Regions from separate parts of the Mus musculus genome. Here region 1 is linked to region 2. Evidence: chromatin contacts called from ENCODE Hi-C data. All regions are on one chromosome and are shown on one strand. The core of a region is the stretch at or near the end of the contact, and the rest is flanking DNA. Distances in the headings are between cores, read along the strand shown.

The links. Hi-C counts contacts between places; a loop is a spot of excess contacts on that map.
Region 1: a loop to region 2 is called in a map of left cerebral cortex, with 2.9 times the contacts of the local background. The contact joins the enhancer-like site here to the promoter of 4933402D24Rik in region 2. A Hi-C loop is called at or near these places in 7 of 37 maps with a recorded cell type or tissue (heart, left cerebral cortex and v-Abl transformed pro-B cells).

What each region holds. Positions count from the first base shown.
Region 1 is chr1:63,932,553-63,938,581 of GRCm38, forward strand. It overlaps the pseudogene Gm13754. Among named protein-coding and RNA genes, the nearest start is that of Gm13749, 29 kb to the right of the region's middle. Within about 2 kb of position 2,170, at least 1 of the 3 ENCODE cell types and tissues checked has a DNase peak (open chromatin) inside an H3K27ac peak, as active enhancers do; it is left cerebral cortex, where a contact is called at or near this core.
Region 2 is chr1:63,766,117-63,772,702 of GRCm38, forward strand. It overlaps 4933402D24Rik (RIKEN cDNA 4933402D24 gene), which reads right to left and starts at 3,151. Exons shown (of 3, transcript NM_001256158.1): 1 at 3,065-3,151; 2 at 2,269-2,426. The coding sequence starts at 3,089.

The DNA.
Region 1 (6,029 bases), core at 920-3,419, 170 kb after region 2:
GCTGATTCATGTGACACAAATAGAGATAAGGACCCGCTCAGACCAGCTGGCATGGAATTTTATTCAGAGAAGCAGAGGGACACACGTGAGTTACGCTGATTAGGAACAATCCTTTTCTTTGCCAGACGACACGTGAGTGTAGTTGGCGAGTCGTTGTCCACTGACCCCAGAACTGCTCTGTGTTTCAAGGATGACACACCGCAGCTCCCTGCAGCCTTTCTCTGGCCTATTCATTTTCTTACCAGAGTTTTTCTCCTCCCCGACTCTCCCTTTCTCTCACAATATCCTCTTCCCAGGGTGAATGATGTGACTGCTTTATTCCCAGCATTTCCTTGGCTTTCTCTACCCCATTTCTCTGCTTTGGACAACACAACCCCAGGAACTAAGACAGACTCAGAATTGTTTTGGGTGAAAAGAGAAAGAATAGGTGAATGAGCAGAGATGGAGGAATTCCCAGCAGAGAGGGGAGAGAAGAAAGAAGTGCTTGCAAAGGTGTTTGTATGTGTGTGTGTGTGAGAGTCTGTGTATGAGTGTGTAAGTCTATGTGTGTGTGTGTGTGTGTATGAGTGAATGTGAGTGTGAGTGTGTATGTGTGTGAGTATGTGTGTATATATGTGTGAGTGTGTGTGTGTGTGTGTGTGTGCACACGAGTCACTGTGTGAGTCTGTGTATGAGTGTGTGAGTCTGTATGTGTCTGTGTGTGTGAGTGTGTGTGTATATGTGTGTATGTGTGTGTCTGTAGTACATACAGAATGTCCCAAGTACCTAAAGGATGCTGCTGCCCTACCCCCTTACTACCACCACTACTTAGTTCTTCCTTTGGAATTTCTCTAGTCTCCTCCCAACCCTACCCAAGCACCACTACATCACATTTTAGCACTCATCCGTGAATTTCAGAAAAGAAAAGGAGAAAGGGTTCTAAAACTAAGCCATTCCTAAAGGACAGAGTGGGGAGAACTGATACACATTCAAGTTCAGCCTGGACGCCTGTGACCAACACCTTTGAACATCACAGTGCAGGCAGGAATGACAAGTGGTTTCAGTGAAGTCTGTGTAGAATCTAAGCATCTGGTGGATTGGCTATAACGTTGGGATATCTGGAATCAGAAACTCTTAGAAGGTCTGTCAACCTTATGTAGAAAGTTTTATCAGGAGGTCAGTAAGAAGAGAACTTACCAGAAGTCTGACAAGTGATGAGCTTTAGTCGTGACTGATCTTGGAAGAGAATCTGCAGAAAGGAAGGCTGACACTTAACAGATCTTCTAGTTCTGAGAGATTTCTTGTAGAATCAGGAGACGTGGAAGTAGAGGGATGTATCAAACATCTGTAAGAAAAAGTGAGTGGGTGAAACCACAACAGACTATGAGCTAAGTGATGTGAAAGAGACAACATGGGAAGAAAGAGAAGCCAGAGGGGAGAGCAGGAAGAGATGTATGGAGAAGCTGTCATTTGAGAAAGTCCCTCAAGGTTGGGTAAATTCTGGTAGGTAGAGATTCTAGGTCCAGGCAGCAGCCTGAGAAAAGAAGGAGAAGCTAAGGGACAGCAAGGAAGTTTTTCTACAATGTGGGGTAAGTGTATAAAATATATTATGCTGGAATGGTGGGTTAGGAACACATGATAGAAGATCTCAAAATCTAGGCTAGGTAGTTTGTGTTTATTTCAGTGGGCAGTGAGCAATTACTGGAAGCTTTCAGCAGGATCAAGAACATGGATATGTGCATCTGGAGGCCACGTGGGATCAACTGTGATAAAGATAGATGGGAAAACAAGGAATGCATTAGAAGATGCAACAGACTAATTTTGGGGTAATGAGTCTGAGATAGAGTAATAGCAATGGAAATCAACATTGGTGACTTTGAAGGGGAGAAAAAAGAAGCTAAGGAAATCTACAGAGTTTTACACATGTGCTGTAGTACCATTATGCAGGACCAGAAATAGGAAAGTCAGGACAGTCTCATTGGTGAAAGACATATGAAAAGAAAGGTGGGTGTGGTTAGTGTGGGGTACCAACAGGCTACCTAGACATAAATGCTCAACAGGAGGTAAGAGAGAAAGTCTAAAACCTCAGGGGTAGATCTGTACAAAATATAAAACTCTTGGATTGTCGGATTTATTTTTAACAGCAACTCTCTCGGCATTTCCCACCTACAGATTCAAGTTGGACAGAAGGCGGCAAGCACACTGAAAGCAAAGCACGGAACCAATTATAGAGTTGGATCGAGTGCAGATATTTTATGTAAGAATACTCTTTTTCTTCTCCTCCTTCTTCTTCTTTAATGGTATCCAAGGCACAGGAGAAATCAATGAAGTTTAGAACGTGAGTCGGGCCAAAGAGTAGGAGTTCCTAAGACCCACAGAGAGCTGGACAAATCAAAAATGACCAAAGATAAAAGCAAGTCTGTGTGATTCAGTATTATGCTCTCTGAGGATATGGTGTGAGTGCAAAGGAAAAACAATGATATGCTGGCTCAAACCAGAATTTTCCCTGGCTTGAATTTAAAAGAGCTGGCAAGTCAGAAGGCACAGGAGTTAACAGGAAGGGGATTGTCCTTTGAGCCTTGGTCAGTTGGTGGCAGTCCCAGAGGATCCACCTGCCAGGAAAGCAGATTAGGGTTAAGGCTGGGGAAATAGTCAAAAGAGAGATTTCAGCTGACAGCGAATGCTCCTTCTCCAAATCTAAAGTACAACCTCACACCCACCTCCTAATCCCCACACTACCCACCTTGTGATCCACATACTACCCCCCATCTACAACCCTGCCTTTAGCTCCTGGGGCCCACCTAGCTAATATTTGTGTCATAATTGTCCTGTGATTCATTTGTCTGTCTGTTTTTTACATTCCTTTGTGAGAATTAGTCCATTCCATTCTTGCCTTGCAATTTGATGCTGCCTCGTTTTTTGATCAACTGAGAAATTTTAGCCAAGTCTCTGCTATGTTCCAGGCACAAGGAAAAGCAAGAAGCCAAATAAAAACGCAGGCTCCACAGGGGCTTTTAACCAAGGATGAAGTGGTCCTAGTCAGAAACAGCTCCATCATTTTACTGGAGAAGCCTTTATTCCATGGCATGATGATGGAGTTCCACCTTTCGAAGTCTGATTTCTACATTTTATCTTCCTGGTTTCATTTATAGATGCTGTCAGGATCCTCAAAAGACTGGGATGGAGACATTGGGATCTCCTTCTCCTACACATTTGAGCTAATGGACAATGGTACCCATGGGTTTGCTCTGACCTAGTGCGTATGTGAAGAGGCCAAGGATGCCATTCTCTTAGTCCTTGATGATGTTTATGAGAATTTCTGGTCCACCAACAGTGCCAGGAAGGGGGCAATCACAGTCTCAGCACTGACCATGCTGTACTTCTTCACATCTGTCCTTTAAGTGTGTCCTTCCCTGTCCCGCTTAGCCCCCAGTGATGGGAATGTGGTTGGGGTGAAGGTGTGTGTTGTACAGAAACCAAACCCTGGAACTAAAACTGCTCTATATTCTAATAAAGAGTCATGCTAGCATTTTAAACATTTGTTTTGCTGGTAATTAATTTTTATTGCTCCATGAGACTGTTGTATTACTTAGCTATTAACAACTATAAAGCTATAAACTAAACCCTTCTAAAATTCAGTGGAGCGTGCACCTGTACACCAGTGAGAAAATTCTGCTGATCTTGGTGCTGCTTGCTGATGCAGCTGAGCTAAGTGGTAGGCAGGTTGACCAGGCTCGGCCTGAACTGAGCTGAGGGGTGATATTCATGCTTTCTGGACATTTTCCCCCCCAGCGGGTTTGGCCTGACATGTAGGAAGGGACAAAGTCCCAACCTACAGGCACTATTCAAATCTCTGCTTGTATCACTTTTATTAATATCCCATTTGTGCTGGCTAGTTTTTATGTGAACTCGACACAAAGTAGGGTCATCTGGAAAGATAGACACTTAATCAAGAAAATGCCTCTGTATGGTTTATAGGCAAATCTATAGGGCATTTTCTTGATTAATGATTAAGGTGGGAAGGCCCAACACATTGTGAACAGTACTGCCCTGGGGCATGTGGTCTTGGGGTGTATAAGAAAACAAACTGAGCAAGCCAGTAGGCAGCACTCCTACAAGGTCTCTCTGCTCCAGTTATTGCCTCCAAATTCCTGCCCTGAGTTCCTGCTCTGTCTTCCTTCAGTGATGGACTATGATACAGAAATATAAGAGAAATAAATCCTTTCCTCCCCAAGTTGCTTAGGGTCATGTGTTTTACTACAGCAATAGAAACCCAGCCACAGCATCACTGGCTGAAGGAAGTCACTTGTCTGAGTCAAGAGTCAACGTCACTGTTTAGCTTTGGAGATGAGACAGCGCAGCAGGAACATGCTAAGCTCTGGTTGTTTTTACTCTATGTGTGTGCAGTAGAATCCCACTGTGCTTGGAATCTAATTAGAACCTAGGTGAAGAGGTTCTGTGTTCTATTTATCACTTTGAATGTATGATCCCAATATTCACTAAGGAAAAGAAGTACACATATGTTCCTTGGGTCTAGTTTTAGTTGTTAACAGTCCAAGTCTTTAGTAATTTGCTTGTATGTTGGTCCTTTTCACCCATGGGTTAGTAGCAGCATTTAGAAAACAGGTTATATAATTTGTCTATAAAGTTGCCACTAGCTTTAAATATTTACCTACTTTTTCTGTTAATAATAATAATAATTTGGGAATCACCTAAGTATCTTTTAAATTGCTAGGCATTCACAATGGTGCGCAGACATAGAGCATATGTATTTGGATCTTCTATTACAGTGAGTGAAATTCCAAATAGCCGTCATGAGTAACCGGAACGGACACACTGTCTCATCCAGGGCAAATCCCAGCGTAGTGAAAGCTATATAGCAAGAGCACAAAGAAATAAACTAAATAATCCAACTGCTATGAAGGAACAGAGTAGAGAGCTGAACAGGGCCCGCTCGTATGTTTGTGGCTCTCTAGGCACTTAGCTGCACTATCTTGTCTGTTAAATTTCAAGTGCTCTTCAAGCAGCCTCCAAGGCTGTCATTTCCTATGTATCTCCATGTGACACCTTGAAATGGTGCTAAGCACTTGACAGGCTTTCAACAAATGCCTCTGTGACTGGCTGACAGGGTCTCCCTAGTGTTTAGTCACCCGTTTCTAAATTTCCTTGTTGGCCATGGTCACAATACACTTCCTGGTTGTAACCCTTTTATTGTCCTCCTTTTGTCCTCTCTCTTTCTCCATGTTTTCCTAGTGTGTGGCTGATAAGGGTCAGAAAGGAAATGTCAGGGGCAGTGGCATTTAATGAATCAAGGGACAGAGATTTACATAAAAATGCCAACTCCTCAATTGCAGCATTGTTGGGGGGAAACCAGTTAGCTTTCATCAATGGCTGTTGGCCTTGAGAAGAAGAAAGCTGATGTTACCTACTCAATACCACACTGAAGAAGCATGCAGGCCACCATGTCTGTAATCTCAGGTCATTGCTATCCAGGTAGTCAGGGTGTTAGTTCCACGGCTTTTACAAAGAGAAAGATTTGAATGCCTGCATACTACAGGATCCTTTGCTTAGAAAATTGATATGGTATTTAAGAGGGAACCCAGCGGGTCATGACCTGTTTCTAGCTTCTCCCGGAAGCTTTCCCTTCTTATGAAAGGGTCCTAAGAATAAGGTTTGAAAGACTATAAATGAAAAGTTCTTTTCAGATTCCTGGTATAAAATGGCCATTGTTTGAGAGCTCTATATAATCATGCAGTGCCTATAATCTGTAATCTTGAGATTATGCTATACTGTTATTTTTTGAGGCTGGGATTTGATTTTTACCCTCCCTTAAAGTCAAGAAATGATTTTGTTATTTCCATGGGTATTAGAGTTCATGAAATTCCTGGGTCAAAGTCAAGGCCATTTTTTTTCTCAAAGCAAGTTAATGTACACAAACACCAGTATATTTACATCCATGTGCCGCACACCCAAGTCTCAAGGGGAGGATGCAGTGAATTCCAGGGCTACATGCAGAGATTTGCTATGGGAGAGACACACTGAGCTTGGGT
Region 2 (6,586 bases), core at 1,901-4,400:
GAGAGGACAAAAGAAATCCTAGCTGTTTGCAGCCTCAGGACTGAGCCAGCCCATTGAGTGAACTGGTTTTCTAGTGTGAGCTTGCTGGTGTATGGCACATGATCCCCTAGACTTCTTCTCCTTGCTAGTTACCCCAGCAGCAAGGCTCATATCCCATATGCTCTTCCTTTTAATGTCTGGTAGTCAAAGCATGCCCTGCCTCTTTCTGCTTGGTTTCACATTTTTTGCTTCAGGGTTATATCACCAAGGAGAAAGACTTTTTCCATAAATTGCAGGCAAGAGCTATAAACTCCCTCTGGGTTACTTTGTTGGGCCTTCAGGATGAGATTGGAATCTGAAGGGAGCAGATAGTACAATTAGAAAGAAATTGTATCAGGCAATAAAACATCCTCTAATACTGTTGGTAATAGCATATAACATTACACGGTGTGGGGCCCAAACAAGATGTGCTCATCTGCAATTATTCATGCTCACCAGGGAAAGACTTTTCCCTTTGTTTATTGTTTTAATCATGACTAACAAGCAGCGTAATGATAGGGTTATGGTGATAACAGTGTGAAGGATGAGGTCTTGAAGTACAAGTAGCAGGGATGGAATTGACCCTCATTTCTGAAAGTTGCTGGCAGAGCACAGGAGGTGTGTGGTCTACCCTTCAATGTGTGTGTGTGTGTGTGTGTGTGTGTGTGTGTGTGTGTGTGTGTGTGAGAAGTAGGAGATAGTTTATCCTGAATAGGGGCAAAGTTGGTTGGCCCAAGGCATTCTTTTTCTCCCACAGGCTGCTTGGGGGTCGTGTAGCTCACAGGCTCTTTCTTTCATTGTATCCTTCCTGCAGAGTAAAAATTCTTCTTCAAGAGCTACAGTAATCCTTCCTGCTTGTGTTAGTAACATGCAGTTGTTTTGGAGATGGAATATTACTCTCACAAACACTTCCAGAGAATTCTACCTTCCCTGGGTCTGACCTAGAGTCGTCCACACCCTCGTTTCTTACCTTCTTATCCTGGGAGCAGGCTCTGGTTCCATGGCAAGTGACTTCCCCAAGGTTCCTGAGCCTGGTCCAATAAATAGAAAGCATCTCCACTTCTCTTCAAGAAACCAAGTCTGTAAGAATCCTCAGTGGTGGGAAAGTGGTTTCACAATTGGGTTTCATTTTAAACAAGTGATTCGATGCACTGGAGGGCTAATATTAGTAAATGAAGTTGATAAAACTCAGTCATAGGCTCTGTGTGTGTGTGTGTGATAGCTTTTCCCTCATGACCTAGTACCTGAGATAATGAGTACAAGAGTAGCAAATGTTTAATTTTTGCTCATGGGTTCAGAGGTTTTAGGCTGCAGTTGGAAGAGTATTTGATGAGTCTGTTTAAGCAGACTGAAGCCCTCCCACTCCTTCAAAATACAACAGCCACTGATTTTTAAGCATTTCCCTTAAAGTTTAAGTAAACAAAACATCCAACTCTGAGAACCATCTTACCCATTTACAGGTGAAGACACCAAGACTCCCACTTTACTATGCCACATAACTCTGAGGAAGTTATTTAAATTCCTAGCTACTACATTCCACATATTATATATATTATAGTCTTGTAGCAATCAGAAGCCAGTTGTTTTCAAGAAAAAGTCTTAATGTTCTTATTTTTATAATAGAATATGAGAGAACTAGCACATTATAAATGGGTGGCCATTTTCATTTTGAAGTGAGTTTTACCTTGGATGAGAAAGGTTGTTTGTCTTTTCTTTCTGTATGTTGATCTATGGGGAGTCAAGGATAGCAGTGCTGTTGGGCCAAGGATGAGGACACCCAGTTTGTAGGCTCTACCTCTACCATGTGAATGGTCCAGACCTTGGTTTTTTCCACTCTATGAAAGATGAAGCTGGAGTAGATAATTTCTAAGACAGGACGTGCTTCCACCTTTAAAAATTCTCAACATAAGCTGCAATTCTCCAACCCATCATCCTAAACCAGGCTTTAAACTTCTGGATGAATAGGCTTCCATCCCAGGACCAAGAATATGCAGTTCCTCTTAAATCAAACTCAACATTAAATTGCACTGCAAACAAAAAGTTTCACACGGTTTGAATGTTGCTGTGTAGAATTTAATGAGCTCCATATGCCTGACCTCTGGAAGGAAATGATGTTGGGAACTGTAGCTGGGGAAGAGGCTAAGGGCATCAGCATCTGCTGTGAGTTACTTGGAGGGAAGGGAACCGACCGCATTTTTGTATCACTGCCAAGCTGGAGAGGTGGAAACGCTTTGCAATCTGTGCGCTCACCTTCTGAGAGCGGGCTGACAGTTTTCCAATGTTTTCCTTGCTCTTCGGGAAGTTGTGGAGGACAGCAGATTCTAACTTCCTTTCTGTAGCTGCAGCAAACATCTCAAGTCTGCGGGGGCAATTGGGTTTCAGGTCCGTGCTGAAGAGAGCAGGCTGTCCTAGGAGACACATGAATGATGTGACTGACCACTAGACTTGTTTGAAAGAATCTGCTATCCCTGCTGGGCCCTTCCTAAAACCCGGGTCTGATAACAGCATCCTTTCTCCTTATTAATATATATACATACATCCTCTCTGCTATACACAGACTGTCAAATTGGACCTGGATGCACTTTGGAAAGGTTCTTTGGTCTTCTATCTTTACCCTCTTGTGCCCCATCTACGGACCCCTCAACAGCATTCAGGTTTCATCTCTCTGGACTTTCTAAGTGCTTTCTCCTCTGCGGTGTCCCTACCATCTGTTTATCACGCAGGATGCTCCTGCACCACACAACTCATTGACCACTTTGCAGGATGCGTCTCCATTCTCCCCTTTGCCCTCTGTGCTTTGTCTTTTCTGTCTCATAACCCTGTTGGAGTGAGGAGGGGGCTGTGCAGTCTGCTCCCAGTCAGTTGGAAAGGTTTTTGTGAATGAGACCTTGTGGGCTCCTTTCCTTTATTTTCTGGGGGCAGAAAACAATCTAATTTCAGTAAATGTTGGTTAAATGAAGACAGGAAAGAAGGAAGCTAGGGCCAGAAATTCTTCAGGGCAACGCAAGAGCCTGTCTCTTAAGGCTTCTTGGATTCCTCTGGTTACCTCGTCTAAAATAATTCATGTCCATCAGCTGTTCTGCGGCACATCCTTTCTGAAGACTATTGTCTAATGGTAGGAGACAGTTAGTGTTCTACTGACCATAGGGGGTTGCTATGAAACAGAACAGAACAGAGAGCATCAGCAGATTCCTCATCTTCTCACAATGCTGCTGTGTGCCCTGTACAGACGACACCGAAAGACTCTTCTCTTAGAGATGTGCTGCACAAAGTCATTTTCTGTGTCACTCGTTGCAAACAGACAGTTCTCTCCAATTGGAGAGGCAACCATTTATGTCTTTTGTCATAGAGTAGGATTCCATTCATATTTTTGTTCCTACATTCATTTCAGAGGGTTTCTCAAGACCTGAACTATTTTTTGGCAAACTATCACTTTTCTTCCTGGTACTAGACTCAGAGAATAAAGGCCATTTATGCTTTTTTTTTTTAATTATTAAGAGTTGTATCAAAATTGAAAATCAGAATTCTGCGTTGTCATATTTTCATGAGACATGGCAGTATTCAAACACATTGTCTCATGTGATTTTTGCAACAGACTTGTGACATGAACGAGGCAAATATCAGAGGTAGAAAAATCAGAGGTAGAAGGTGACATGATACTGTGGGTGGGTGACTCCCCTCTCAATCCCAGTCATCTTAAGTGAGGAGGACCACTAGCCGTGCAGAACAGCATGGTTTGGGTTACCTTTGCAAGTGTTTAAATCCCGAGTCAGGCAAACCATGTTGGGTGCTGCCTGCTTCCCGTTGTCATGTTCTTCATGCGTGATAGGATTGAGGGAGGAAAACAAGAAGGACTGACCATTCTTTTAGTGACCGTTTTAATGTAGAATCACAGCTGAATTTACTTGGAGGGGGGAGGCCGGTTGTAAGATTATTGTTTTTCTTCTTTTTGTTTTAAACTGAGACTATCTGTCCCCTTTCATCATTTTCAGAGAACTGCTAGGGCAGACGTTGGGAAGGAATATAGCAAGTCCATTTGTTAGAATACCTGGACCCTCCTCAGAAAAGGTGAGGGTGATCAGTATGTTAAGAGCTCAGTTAAAAACAGGGAACATTAAAAGCAGGTAAACTGGGGGTTCCCTGTGAACACGTGCCTTCGTTAGAAAAATGGAATTTGAGGCTCTAAAACACAGCCTGTTTCCAAGTAATTGCTGAGTTCCCCCAAATCTTGTTTAACATATTGCTGGGATAATGCATATGAGATGGTTAAAAATGGAAGGGAGAAAAAAAAATTCCCCAACACCCTTAGAGGAATTTGCAATTCATAAAGTTACTGCCAATTTTGCATTATAGTTGCCATGGCAGCCGTGCTAGGCTGCTGCTCAAACATTCCTCAGAAGGGGAAGGAATAGTATATAATAAGCTCTTCAAGTGTAATTTTTTATTGTAGTTGAATTAGTGTGTAATTCTCGTGTGAGCAGCCCAGTAATCCGTGAATGCGCACTCTAGCAACGATGCCGATTTCTTATCTCTGCGTGCTTATGCAATCTATGAAAAAGTTGCTGCCTGCTCCCAGTGCTTGCTAATTAATTATTAAAAAATAACAAAAAAAGCATTAGTGGCAATTAATTAATTACAAAAGCAAAAGCACAAACAATAAAAACAGCATTTTGAACATGACTCCAAGGGCCTGGCCAGCTTGTTAAATGGAACTGCTTTCAGCCAAGCTTCAAGGCTGAGTTTTGTGTCTCACCCTGCTCCTTCCATGTTTGCGAAGTAGCCATCAGAGCCAGTTGTTAGACCAAAATAATGCTTTATTTTTGTCGTCTACATAGGGAGCGTTTTTGAAAAAAAAAAACCTAAATTTTCTTTGCTCAGCTTCTGGGGAGTGAGTCTAACAGGTTGCACCATCCAGGTCTGAAACAAAGGCAGTTTTGGCTTCAGTGCCCTATACCCCAGGCCTGTATTTCACTGAGGGAGAGACACTGTAGACAAGTCATTTTTATTAGTTTGTTTTGCATTGTGACAAAGTAGCTAAGGATGGGTAGTTTAGAAAGAAACCAGGTTTATTTAGCCATAGTTTTAAAAACTGAAATCCTAAACAACACAGTGGCAGCCCTGGAGTGGCACCTCTGGCTACATTGCAACATGGCAGTGGCTATCACGTGGAAAGGACATGTAAATGGGAAAACTCACATAGTGAGACAGGAAGCCAAAGAGAAGGAAGGGCTGGGCTCTCTGACGATTATCTTATAGACCCATATTCATCTCCTTAGTGACCCAATCAGCTTACAGAAGACCCCACCTCTTTTAAACATTCCATTACCTCCCCAACCTTGAGCTTCCAATGAGGAGCCCTTAGGGGACATACTCAAGACATATCCAGACAATAGCACTATGGTGGTTTGAATAGGTTTGGCTCCCATAGACACATGTGTTTTGAATGTGTGACCCATGGGGAGTGGCACTATTTGAGGATGTGGTCTTATAGGAGGAAGTATGTCACTGTGGGGTGAGTTTTGAGGTCTCTACACTCAAACTATTCCCAGTGTGGAAAGAGAGCCTCCTCCTAACTGCTTTCGGAAGACATAGTCTCCTTTTGCTGACTTTGTATCAAGATGGATAACTCTCAGCTCCTTCTCCAGCACCATGTCTGCCTGCACACTACAGTGCTTCTCAGAATAATGGACTAAACCTCTGAAACTGTAAGCCAGCCCCAATTAAATGTTGTCCTTTATAAGAGTTGCCTTGGTCATGGTATCTCTTCACAGCAATAAAACCCTAACTAAGAAGCGTCTGTGGACCTTTAAGGTTGAGGTGTCTTCATTTGTATAAATCGAATGATCAGGGCTTTGTGGCAGTGCTTACTAGAGTCAGAGACAAGTGGATAGAAATAGCCTAAAGTTAGCATGGTGTTTTTATTTCCTATTGTTTTCAAATTACTACAAAGTGGCTCAAAACGTACATTTATTATTGTACAGAGCTAGAATCAGAAGTTCAATGTGACTCTAACCAGGTTCAAATTAAGAAGTGGATGGGCAATGCTGTCTTCTGTGGGATCTCAGAGAATCCAAGTTTTGTGGTTGGCTTTTTCAGCTACTGGAGTTTCCATGCATCCCTTGGATTGAGCTTCCTCCCTCCCTCTTCAAACCTCGCAATGTCCAATAGACTCTCTTGCATCACTCAGCTTACTTTGACACTGACTTTTCTGCCTCTCTCTTCTACTTATAAGGATGCCTATGATGAGACTGCACCCTCCCTGATAAGCCAAGGAAATCACTCTTTCTTTTTTTTTTTTTCAAGCTGGAGTAGCCATTTTATTTATTTTTTTTTTTAAATTAGTTATTTTCCTCATTTACATTTTCAATGCTATCCCAAAGGTCCCCCATACCCACCCCCCCAATCCCCTACCCACCCACTCCCCCTTTTTGGCCCTGGCGTTCCCCTGTACTGGGGCATATAAAGTTTGCAAGTCCAAAGGGCCTCTCTTTCCAGTGATGGCTGACTAGGCCATCTTTTGATACATATGCAGCTAGAGACAAGAGCTCCAGGGTACTGGTTAGTTCAT